2 separate regions of the Homo sapiens genome follow, and region 1 is linked to region 2. The links are chromatin loops, found by intact Hi-C in ENCODE. Cell type or tissue: HepG2. All regions are shown on one strand. Links, peaks and the distances in the headings refer to the core of each region. The heading gives the core; the rest is flanking DNA. Region 1 overlaps ZDHHC14 (zDHHC palmitoyltransferase 14). Region 2 overlaps LOC105378076 (a long non-coding RNA gene).

Region 1 (5,379 bases), core at 151-5,150, 280 kb after region 2:
CCCTGGCCAATAGGAAAGCTTCAACAACAGAATTTCTGGGGCCTCCCGGGCACATTTTCATCCTGTTCTGGCTTTGTCAGTGATACTCAACTGCAGTGTCAGTGCCCAGTGCAAAGAGACCTTCTTCCAAGGCAAAGGTAGATGTGTGCCTGCAGGTTGGAGACGATCCAGCAAGGGAGGGTGGACTCTGGCCAAGTGCTCACCTTATTTCTGCCTGGAATTGTCAAACTGCAACTTAGCTTGAAAAATATATTTCTTCCATACCCAGAAAAGCCACAAGCGATTGCTTCATGAAAGTCTGTCTCTGTTCATCTGACTTTCCCTGTTTGTGCATCTTTTTGACCGGCTCCGTCCCTTTTGTGTGTGTGTGGTTCTTGGCTTTGTGGCTCTGACGAGTGTGTGTTTATACCTGTGTCTTGCTCCTTTTGCCTTCCGGAGTCTCTCTTTCTGCCAGGCTTATGTCTCTAGCTCAGACCTCTCCTCAGAGCTCCAGACATGCATATGCAGCTTCCCGCTGGACATGTCCACTTGGGGAGATAAAAGCACCCCAAATCATCTTTCCCCAGTGACCCCCCACCTTGCTGAGGGCCAGCCCCATTCACAGGCTACACAGACGTGAGGGTCCTACCGACTCCTTTCTCTGCCACACCCTGCTCACCTAATCCATCACCAGGCTCTGTACAGTTTGCTTACTAGGTGGATCCCAGCTTAAACCACTTCATCCCTTTCCTTCTGTGCACTGCCTCGGCCAGCTGCAAGCCGCCATCATCTCTCACTTTAACTGTGCAAAGGTCTCTCGGAGGACACCCACCATCCACTCTGCTCCTCATCTAATCCAGCCTCTATGCTGACATCAGAGTGACCGTTTCCAAACAGAATCTCATCACTATGGGAAGGAGGCCAAAATCCTTAACCTAGTATACAAGACCCACCTCTCTCGGCTTGCACCGTAGTCCTGCATGCCACCTGGGCTCCAGCCCCGAGGTCTCCTCTGGTTCCTCTCTGTTAATTCCTGCTCATCTTTCAGGGAGATGTTCAGGCGTGGGCTCCTCAGGGAAGCCTGCCACTGCACACACTTCCCATAGCTTTCTGTATGCTTCCTTCATAGCTCTGACCAGGGTTGTCATGGTATACACTGGGGATGTGTGGACTCGAGTGGCCGATGTCTCTGCCCACAGTTGGGTAAGCTTCAAGAGGCCAGGCCTGTGTCAGTTTCCCTTACTGTATTCCCAGCAGCCAACTCCTTGACTGGCATGCAGCTGCTCAGTTAGTATTTACTGAAGGAGAGAAGGGAGGGAAGAAGAAAAAGAGAATTTGATGCTCCTCTTGCTGTATCTACCTTCATGTCTCCATCGTAGTCTTCTCTCTTAGAGAAAAAAAAAAAAAGTATATTGCTTTTTTGGCCCTATGATGAGGTTAGTGTTCTCAACTGGGGGGAAAAAAAAAGCCTCGGGCACCCAATCTAAACTAAATGAAACCCATATCCTTCACCCTCAAACCTACCAGAAGCACAAATTTTAAAATGTCAGACTCCAAGAGAAATGATCATTTAAAAAAAATTAAGTCTGATCAAGAGCTAGTAATCCTTGCACAGTTCTGGGAGGGTGGAAATGCCATCACTGAAAATGACTCATGGTGTCTTTAGGTCTGTGACTGACGCAACCTACACGTGTATTTATCTACTCAACAGATATCGGAGGGCCTCACGTGTGCCTCCTACAAATTCGAATAAAACAGTAGCTTTCAAACTTTTTGTGTTTTACAGCAACTCACAGTAGGAAATACATTTTCTACTGGGATCCAGTGCACAGAGATGCACATAAAAGGCATGAAACAGTGCTTGCCTTTCTCAACAGAAGATGCCTTGATACTTTCTATTTTATTGTTTGTTTTTAGTGCTGGTCATGACCAGCTAAATCAATTTCATGACTCACTATTTGATCACAACCCTTAGTTTAAGAAATCCTGGAATAAAGCGTAATTAGAGTAGCTCCTTCTGAGTAGGCCAAGGATTCCATTGACTTATGCCGGGGTTAGCCCAGGGTGTCAGCCTGCCTGGGGCTGGGATTTTAGGTTGTATACCTCCGGGACCCTGGGGATGGCACATTTAGCATGCCACACGATAGGCACCTGTTGGCCTGCCTTCTTAGAACAGCTCAGTTTTAAATTCTGGTTGAAATAAATCATTTCAAGCAGCCTTGTTGGAGCAGTAGGCAGCCCATCCATCTCATCATCTGAAATAAGTTATTTCAGTTTCTGTGAACTAACCTGATAGGTCATCCATTCTTAACCTGGGGCCTAGGAATAGGCTTCGGGAAATTGTACCTAAAATGTGTGAGTGCACGAGAGTGAAGGGATCCATAGCTGTCATCAGAGTTTTAAACCAGTAAGGAATGAAAAAAAAAGTCTAAGAACGGTTGCCCTGGAGGCTATAAACAGTTTCTGATACTCTTGGAAAATAGTATTGAAAGGGCTGACAGTTTTAGTGTTTGCTGACTCTTCCTCTCGTGGTCTCCCTGATATTATATCCTTCTTCCTTGGTAAACTTGTTCCCATCACACCTTCACCCAGTCAGCCTCGCCCAGGCTAGAAAATGGCAGCTCTTGGCAAGCCCCCCCACCGCTGGCTGGTGCACCTGGGTGAAGACACCGCAGCTCTTGGTAGGGGGGATGGGGGGGCGGGGAGTGCAAAAGGCCAGGACCCAAGTTCAAGTCCTGTGCCATAGAGTCCTACATCCCATCAACAGTGCCCCACTGTGTGGTGTTTCATAAGGGAGCAGCCCCACCTCCAGGAACTTCACTCACAGCTGCTCACAAAAATTACAGTCAACTTTACCACATTTACTAGCTGACTGATTTACAGTCAACTTTACCACATTTACTAGCTGACTGATTTTTTTTTTTTTTTGGTTGATGTAAGCAGTGATCCATTTTAGAAAATGAAAAGTAATGAGGAAACTCAATATATAAAACAGACATAGGTCTAACTGCTGTAGTTCAAGGGGAAGAAAAGCCCCAAGGCTCTCCATAGAGAAGGGGCTGTTGACTAGGCCTTAACTCCGAGGAAATCACAACTTCCTCACTGTGTGATGTTCTTAGAAAAACTCTCTATAAATCCTCTCAGAAAACCCCATGGAATCGCTAGACATCGATCTGCCACAAATGGGAAAATCACATTCCCAGGCCGTAACACTATGGCAGTTAGCAGGGCCGGGGTCACCAGTGTGTGACCTGCTTCCTCACACGGGGCCCCAGATGGACTTCGTGTTCTGCTCTCTCCAGCTTGAAACTCTTCATGTTTTTTTTTTGTTTTTTTTTTGAGACAGAGTCTCACTGTGTCACCCACGCTGGAGTGCAATGGTGCAATCTTGGCTCACTGTAACCTCTGCTTCCCAGGTTCAAGCGATTCTCATGCCTCAGCCTCCCAGCTAGCTGGGATTACAGGTGCCCGCCACCACACCTGGCTAATTTTTGTAATTTTAGTAGGTGGGATTTCACTATGTTGACCAAGCTCGTCTCAAACTCCTGACCTCAGGGGATCCACCCACCTCCGCCTCCCAAAGTGCTGGAATTACAGGCATGAGCCACTGTGCCCGGCCAATTCTTAATGATTTTTAAGCAGCTGCCCCAAATTTTCATTTTGCCACGGGCCCCCGACATTCCATAGCCGGTCCTAACTGGTAGAACTTTGCCTGTTCTTTTGAGTGCCTTTGTTGAGAAAAGTAATTAAGGACCTGCTGACTGGACTGCAGTGACTCAGTGAAGTGCTTGCAGCTTTATGTGAACAACAAGAAACAAAAACAGCACACTGTATTTAGAGCTCCAGACGTCTGTGCGGACCCAAGTCTGCTGGCAGGGGTATTGATGTCGTACTTCGTCATTTCTGAGTGCCATTAGAGCCACCAACCTGTTCTGGGCCTAGGCTGGGTCTGTAAGCGCCCCTGTTCTCGTAAATACTTTATTTGTAGAGTTCCTGCTGCTGGGCTGGCCAGCACTTCCTCATTGTGTGAAATGTGTAGACACAATTGACTTCAGTTCTTGAAAAGTTTTATTTAGCTATGGAATCGTAGTATTTGAGTTGGAAATAACCTTTTATAGCATATCCGACTTGCTGAGGCCCAGAAACTGTGCACATCATATCACTAGGCAAAAGGCCAGGACCCAAGTTCAAGTCCTCTGCCGTAGAGTCCTACATCCTGCCAGCAGTGCCCATCATGTGGTGTTTCATAAGGGGGCAGCATCGCACCCTAGGAACTTCACTCAGAGCTGCTCACAATAATTACAGTCAACATTTGCCACATTTACTAGCTGACTGCATTTTTGTTTTGTTTTGTTTTGTTTTGTTTTGGTTGTTATAAGCAGTGATCCATTTTAGAAAATGAAAAATAATGAGGAAACTCAGTATATAAAACAGACATAGGTCTAACTGCTATAGTTCAAGGGGAAGGAAGAAGAGGTGAGAGAGGGGGCCAGAGGCCTGCCCAGCACCCAAGGAGCTCAGCTTGGAAACCCAGACCTCAGAGCACTCGGTTCTGCAGACACATTGGGGGTGCAGCCAGTGACAGGAGAGTGGGGCGCCAGCAGCATTAGGAACCACCCAGAGACTTCAGGCAAGAGGCTCCTGAGATGTCATTTGCACTGGAAGGCCCTGTTGGCAACAGTGTGGGGGACACATAAGGGGGGTGTCCAGGAAGATGTGACAGCGGCTCCTGCAAGAGGGGACAAGAGCCGGCACAGTGCAGTGGCCTTCAGACACTGGGGAGCAAGACAGGAGAGATCAGAGAGACCATGACCACCTCCTGCTGACCACCTGGATGTGAGGGATGAGGGGGCAGAGGGCATGAAATAAATGGGTTCCCCATGGGGGATGCCACTAGCAAAGAAGAGGCAGCTTGTGAGGAGGAGAGATTGCAGGGAGCTTGATGACCAGAGCTTGGGACCTGCGGAAGGGGAGGGCCCGTGGGACAATTAGGTCCACAAGTGTCCAGGGGGTCAGCTCACCCCAGGGAGATGCCAGGCCCAAGGCTGGAGCTGGACACTACAGAACCCACAGGCACCCTAGAGGACGAGCGGCCCTGTGCCCAGCAGGAAAGGCTGCCAGGCCACTCCACTCCCAGGTGCACCCTCCCTGACCTGAGTGTGTACCGTAGACCAGACCTCGAACTGAAGGGACAGAGGGATTGTGGAATCTCAGATGTATGCCCTAAAATCCCAACCACACACGAGGCAGGAGGAACAGATACTTCGGGGGGATCAGACGTCCGGGTGCAGGGACAGTGTGCCATGAGAATGTTGGGAGACCCTACAGATGATGTCTGGGTGTCAAACGCCCCTTCTGCACACCTGAGAGTCACTTTGCTTCTGTTCCATGTTAGGCAAA
Region 2 (5,379 bases), core at 54-5,053:
GCTGTGTTTCATCTCACATCATCCACTTACCCTGGCCAAAGCGAGTTGAACCAGAGTCACCACCAGACCCAAAGACAGCCATGTATAGGCCAGCAGCTCTGCCTAGTGGGAACCACATTTATCAATGGTCCACCCAATCTGCAACACATGATGTCCTGATGACTTCCTCTCTCCTGGCACTCTGTCTGCTCTTCCCTCTCCTAACGCCCTCGCAGCCATCCTTCAAGGTACTATCCAGGCTTGCTTTCTCTGGCTCCCACACTGTCTTTCACGGGGATATCATGAAAGCCCTTATGGTGTCTTTGCTAGAATTGGGAAAACACACCCCTCTCATGTAAAATAGTCTTATTTAATGCATTAACCTCATTGCACACCTGCACACGCAGCAGCCTGTGAAGTACATGCCACTCTCATAACCACATGTGCCACTCACATCGTCTAGAAGCAAAAGCCCATAGGGTACCGTGAGCTGAGTGGCTGGTGGTACTTCCTAATATTACTAACATAACGATTCTCTCTGAAACCCCAGCCTCGCCCCAGCCCACTGTGTGTTCCACTCCAGGAGTCAGATCTGATTCTAGGTCCTGGTTTTTTCCTGTGTGCGCTGCTCTGTTGTAGTGGCTGCACCCATAGCTGACCACATCACAGATGGGTCACATGGAGCTCTGGACAATACTCTTCCCCAGCTGATCTTTGACAAGGTCCTTCCTTTCATCCCTTTATCAATAAGATTGGTTACGTTTGAAGCTGATTGACCACCTATGCCTAAAGAAGAGTGATTTATGTATCACCTGGAAGGAGACACCCGAGGTCACGCCACAGGTCTCTCCTCAGCCCTGGCCATTTCAACGTATTTATATGCAACTTGGACCTAGAGCTAGAAGGCAGGCTATTAAATTTTATGTAAGGCACAAAACAAGAAGGTTTGGTTATTTAATGAATGAGATGAATGACAGAAATGTCTCAAAATTACTTAGCTAGACAAGAACAAAAGTCAATCACACATAAAATGAACTTTAACAGGAATAAATCAAATTTTCAGAAAATACACAAGTGCAGGATGGGAGAGATTTGGCCTGAAGCACTTCCTGAGACAAAGAAATGGACAATTTAGTTGGCGATAATGCTGAAACAGTGGAGGTCATTGTGCGTCTGCCTAGGAGAAGTCTCTCCCACTCATTCCCATCTGTTCTGGGGGCCACTGTGGAGGAAGCGTCCTCCAAGAGCAGGCAGGCGAAGGGGAGTGACAAGGAGGGTGAGAAGTCTTAGCCAGCTTATCTAAGAAGAAATCATTGAGGGAGATATATTTAGGTTGGAGAGAGAAGAATTGGGAAGCTGATGCCTCTCTCAGGAGGCACAGAGAGAAGTTATATTGGGTAGATCATGTCTCTACACATGAGAACTTTTAAAAATTTGAAATGTCCCCAAAATGGAATTAGGTACTTTCTGAGCAAAAAATGAACATCTTTGTATGTCAACAAATATACCTCTACAACAGAGGTTCATAAATACATTTTTTTGTATTAATATGTACAAAGCGATGTAGAAGACATTCCTCCACTGAGGGACAGGTTAGAACTTGCAAGGTGGCTTATGCCACACAACATGGGCCAGCTCAGCTCCGCTGTCTCTGAAACTTTCTTTTGTCAGCAGAGCAAGAGTAGATTTATCTCTCAGGGGAAAAATTACGTTAATTAGGCTCATGAGTGAATGCCAGCTTAATATAGTATAATGAAAAATATGGCAAAAGAACCATAATGGGAAGCCAGATAACAATCAAAGTTGCAGGGGACACCCCCCTCTTGGAGGTTCTGGCAGATTAATTGGACATATAATAAGTAAGGAAAAACGTTTAGAATGATTGAGGATTCAGTGAAGTTTCCAGCTGTAAAAGAAATCTTAATAAAAGTTTCAACTTTTCTATACATTAGCTATACCCCATTAAAATACAAAACAGAGGGGAAGAAATCCACTATGTGATGATCACAACACTTTACTGACATAAACAAGAAGACTTGCCTCCATCATGCTTCTGCCCTAGAAGTCTTTTCTTTTTTCTTTTTTCCTTTTTTTTTTTTTTTTTTTTTTGAGACGGAGTCTCGTTCTGTCGCCCAGGCTGGAGTGCAGTGGTGTGATCTCGGCTCACTGCAACCTCTGCCTCCCAGGTTCAAGCGATTCTCCTGCCTCAGCCTCCTGAGTAGCTGGGATTACAGGCGAACGCCACCATGCCTGGCTAATTTTTTTGTATTTTTAGTAGAGACGGGGTTTCACCGTGTTGGTCAGGCTGGTCTGAAACTCCTGACCTCGTGATCGGACGCCTCGGCCTCCCAAAGTGTTGGGATTACAGGCATGAGCCACCACGCCCGGCCTAGAAGTCTTAATCACACAGGTTGTTAATTCTTCTCCTTTATGTTATAAATGTAATGCAATTCCTGTTAAAATCCAAATAAGATCTTCTTTTGTTGTTGTTGTTTGTTTTGTTTTGTTTTGTTTGAGATGAAGTTTCACTCTTGTCACCCAGGCTAAAGTGCAATGGCGCCATCTAGGCTCACTACGCCCTCCGCCTCCCGGATTCAAGCGATTCTGCCTCAGCCTCCCAAGTAGCTGGGACTACAGGCGCGGGCCACCATGCCTGGCTGATTTTTATATCTTTTAGTAGAGACAGGGTTTCACCATGTTGTCCAGGCTGGTCTTGAACTCCCGACCTCAGGTGATCCACCTGCCTGGGCTTCCCAAAGTGGTGAGATTACAGGCATGAGCCACCATGCCCTGCCTCAAATAAGATTACTTTTAAACCTTGTTAGAATGATTCAAAATTCATCTGAATAATAAACATTCAAGAAAGGTCAACATTTTGTTGAGAAAGCACTATGATGAGAGGGACTTGCCTCACAATGTTAAAATGCATGGTACTTTGCATTAATTAAAGTACTAGCTATAGCACAGAATAGGAATCTAGATCTGCAGAACAGAATAGTACCGGCCAAAACGCACTTCAGTGCATCTCATAGCTTAGTGAAGAAGTGGAGTATTTCAAATCAGAGGAGAAAGTTCAAAAAGGATTTGGGGACAAAATGAAACAATAAAAATAATGGAAAAAATATAGATGAATATCTACCGAAATAAGTTGGTAAATAAGTTGGGAAGAACTTTTAAAGCATGAAACCGAAGAAATAAATGTAGGTCAGTTTGACTACATAAAGTCTTAACACTGCTCTACAGCAGACAGATTAAGTTTGCTCACTTAATCCTATGCCTCCTTCGCCCTTGCCAGCCTCTTCCTAACTGTTGGGAGTGGCCATGAAATCGGTTCTGGCCAATAAGACATAAGCAAAGGTCGGCTGGTCTTGTCTCTTCCTCCACTCTTCTTCCTTCTGCCTGGAACACAGACCTGGTGGCTAGTTCTGCAGCGGCCATTTAATGATGATAAGGTAACAAATGGGAGGGGCTACGAGAGGACAGGGACGTGAGCTGTCACATTGTCAACTGTCTGAATCAGGTCCAACAGCTGCCTCTCTATGAGATGCTTGTTACATGAGATAATAAGTCCCCCTTAAGAGAGTGGAGCTGAGTTTTCTATTTCCTGAAGTTAAATTCATTCCTAACTGATTCTGAGCTTAAGGCAAAACACCATATTGCAGCAAAAGGCAAATAACAAAAATATTTGTACGATGGATCACAAAAGTTCATATCCTTATTCGTATAAGGACCTCTGTAAATAAGCAAGAAAGCTCTAGATATCCCATTGTTTAAAAAGGGGGCAAAGATTATGAATAGGAAGATTTTAAAAACAAGAAATTCGAGTGTCTAAGAAATTCATGAAAAAATTTCAACCTCATGACAAATTAAAACAATAGCCTAATGATTGATTCATCACCTATAAAACTGGCAAACACTGGAAAAATTACAGGATTATTTTCTGGAAAGCAATCTGGCAAAATGTATCAGAAGTTTTGGAATGTCCATGCCCTTTGAGAATCTGTGCAGGGAAATGGTTAAGGAGTTGCAAAGATTTGCTACAAGGATGTCTCCAACAATGCTGTTAATAATTGCAAAAGGATGGAAATGAAAGAAATATGCATGAGAGCTTTGTTAAATAAATTATAGGATTGCCCCCCATCAAAAATAATATGTAATTATGAACCTGCTGTCACAGAGGTATATTTGTTGATATACAAAGATGTTCATTATTCATTATTGAGTGAACAGCAAGTTGAACCCCACCCCAAAATAGAAACCTTTCTATTTTTGTTAATATGTATATTTGTATATTTCTGTGTGTGAAAAATGGCATGGAAGAAAATCTATCAAGGCATTAATGTTATCCCTGGGCTTGGCCCATATTTTCTGATGATTTCTGTTATAAACATGTATTACTTTTGAAATAAAATTATTCCTATAAAAATATTTCTTGGTAAATACGGAATTGAAACATGGGGAATTAGAATTGATTATTTAAAGGCATCAGGCTGAGATAAGCTGAGGTGTTTGTTTCACAGTAAGGATATCTAAACATTCCAAGCAATTCAAGCTTGTTCTTCTGCAAGGGAATTCATTGAGCACTCTTGATGTCTGCTTTGATGATGAGCTTTGGTGGCCTTTTCTGACGAGCGCATTTTGCTTCAGATAGTTTGATATACTCAATCCAGCCAAAGCCAAGTCCTCCAGCTCTCAGGATACTTCTGGGTTTTGTTTTGCTTTGGGTTTTCGTTTTGAGACAGGGTCTCCCTCTGTCGCCCAGGTTAGAGTACAGTGACACAACTTGGGCTCACTGCAACCTCCGCCTCCCAGGCTCAAGCAGTCCTCCCACCTCAGCCTCCCAAGTAGCTGGGACTACAGGCATGAGCCACCATACCTGGCTAATTTTTGTATTTTTTTTGTAGAGATGGGGTTTTGGCATATTGCCCAGGCTGAGGGTACTTCTGTTTTTAAGGTGACTTTGTATTTCTTTGTTATTATTCTGTCCTAGTGATTTGAAACTTAACTCTCAGAGAGTATCTTATTTCTCTTATTTCCAAGATTTTTGTGGGGAGGGAGGGATGAGAATATGCCTCATGATAGCCCCTAAATATTGGCTTAGAGACAAGTGTTGGATTCTCGTAGGCAGGTAATTAGTCTTTGCCTTAAGAGTAATGAGAAGGCAAATGACCAAGAACAATATGATCCTTTGGTAGCTCGATTCTGCCAACTCCTGTGCTAATGACTTCTAACTTACCATTTTTCACATTTCTGAATCCATCAAGCCATGAGCAAGAATTACATTTCCTTTGCTGTATTTCTCAATTTCACTGAAATACTAAATCCTAAAAATGATTATTTCCCTTATGGCAATTACCATCATGACCTTGCAAAAGCCACATGTGCCAGCTGGAACTTCTC

What was found. A loop is a pair of places that touch in the nucleus more often than their neighbours do. Peaks named below come from ENCODE experiments on the same cell type or tissue, not always from the same donor. Only the 100,000 strongest peaks of a DNase experiment are listed, where the experiment ranks them.
Region 1: a loop joins it to region 2, with 2.9 times the contacts of the local background. A loop is called at or near these places in 6 of 110 quality-filtered maps.

The regions. Positions count from the first base shown.
Region 1 is chr6:157,611,471-157,616,849 of GRCh38, forward strand. All of the region lies in intron 3 of ZDHHC14 (zDHHC palmitoyltransferase 14), which reads left to right. Among named protein-coding and RNA genes, the nearest start is that of MIR3692, 85 kb to the left of the region's middle. RefSeq lists enhancers at 4,559-5,060, 5,061-5,379. In HepG2, for the core only: CTCF peaks have their summits at 2,783 and 4,227; DNase peaks (open chromatin) are centred at 1,651, 1,891, 2,751 and 3,261.
Region 2 is chr6:157,332,567-157,337,945 of GRCh38, forward strand. LOC105378076 (a long non-coding RNA gene) reads left to right here. Exons shown (of 3, transcript XR_943165.2): 3 at 1-384. Among named protein-coding and RNA genes, the nearest start is that of TMEM242-DT, 12 kb to the left of the region's middle. In HepG2, for the core only: a CTCF peak has its summit at 2,534; a DNase peak (open chromatin) is centred at 2,555; H3K27me3 peaks cover 470 bases.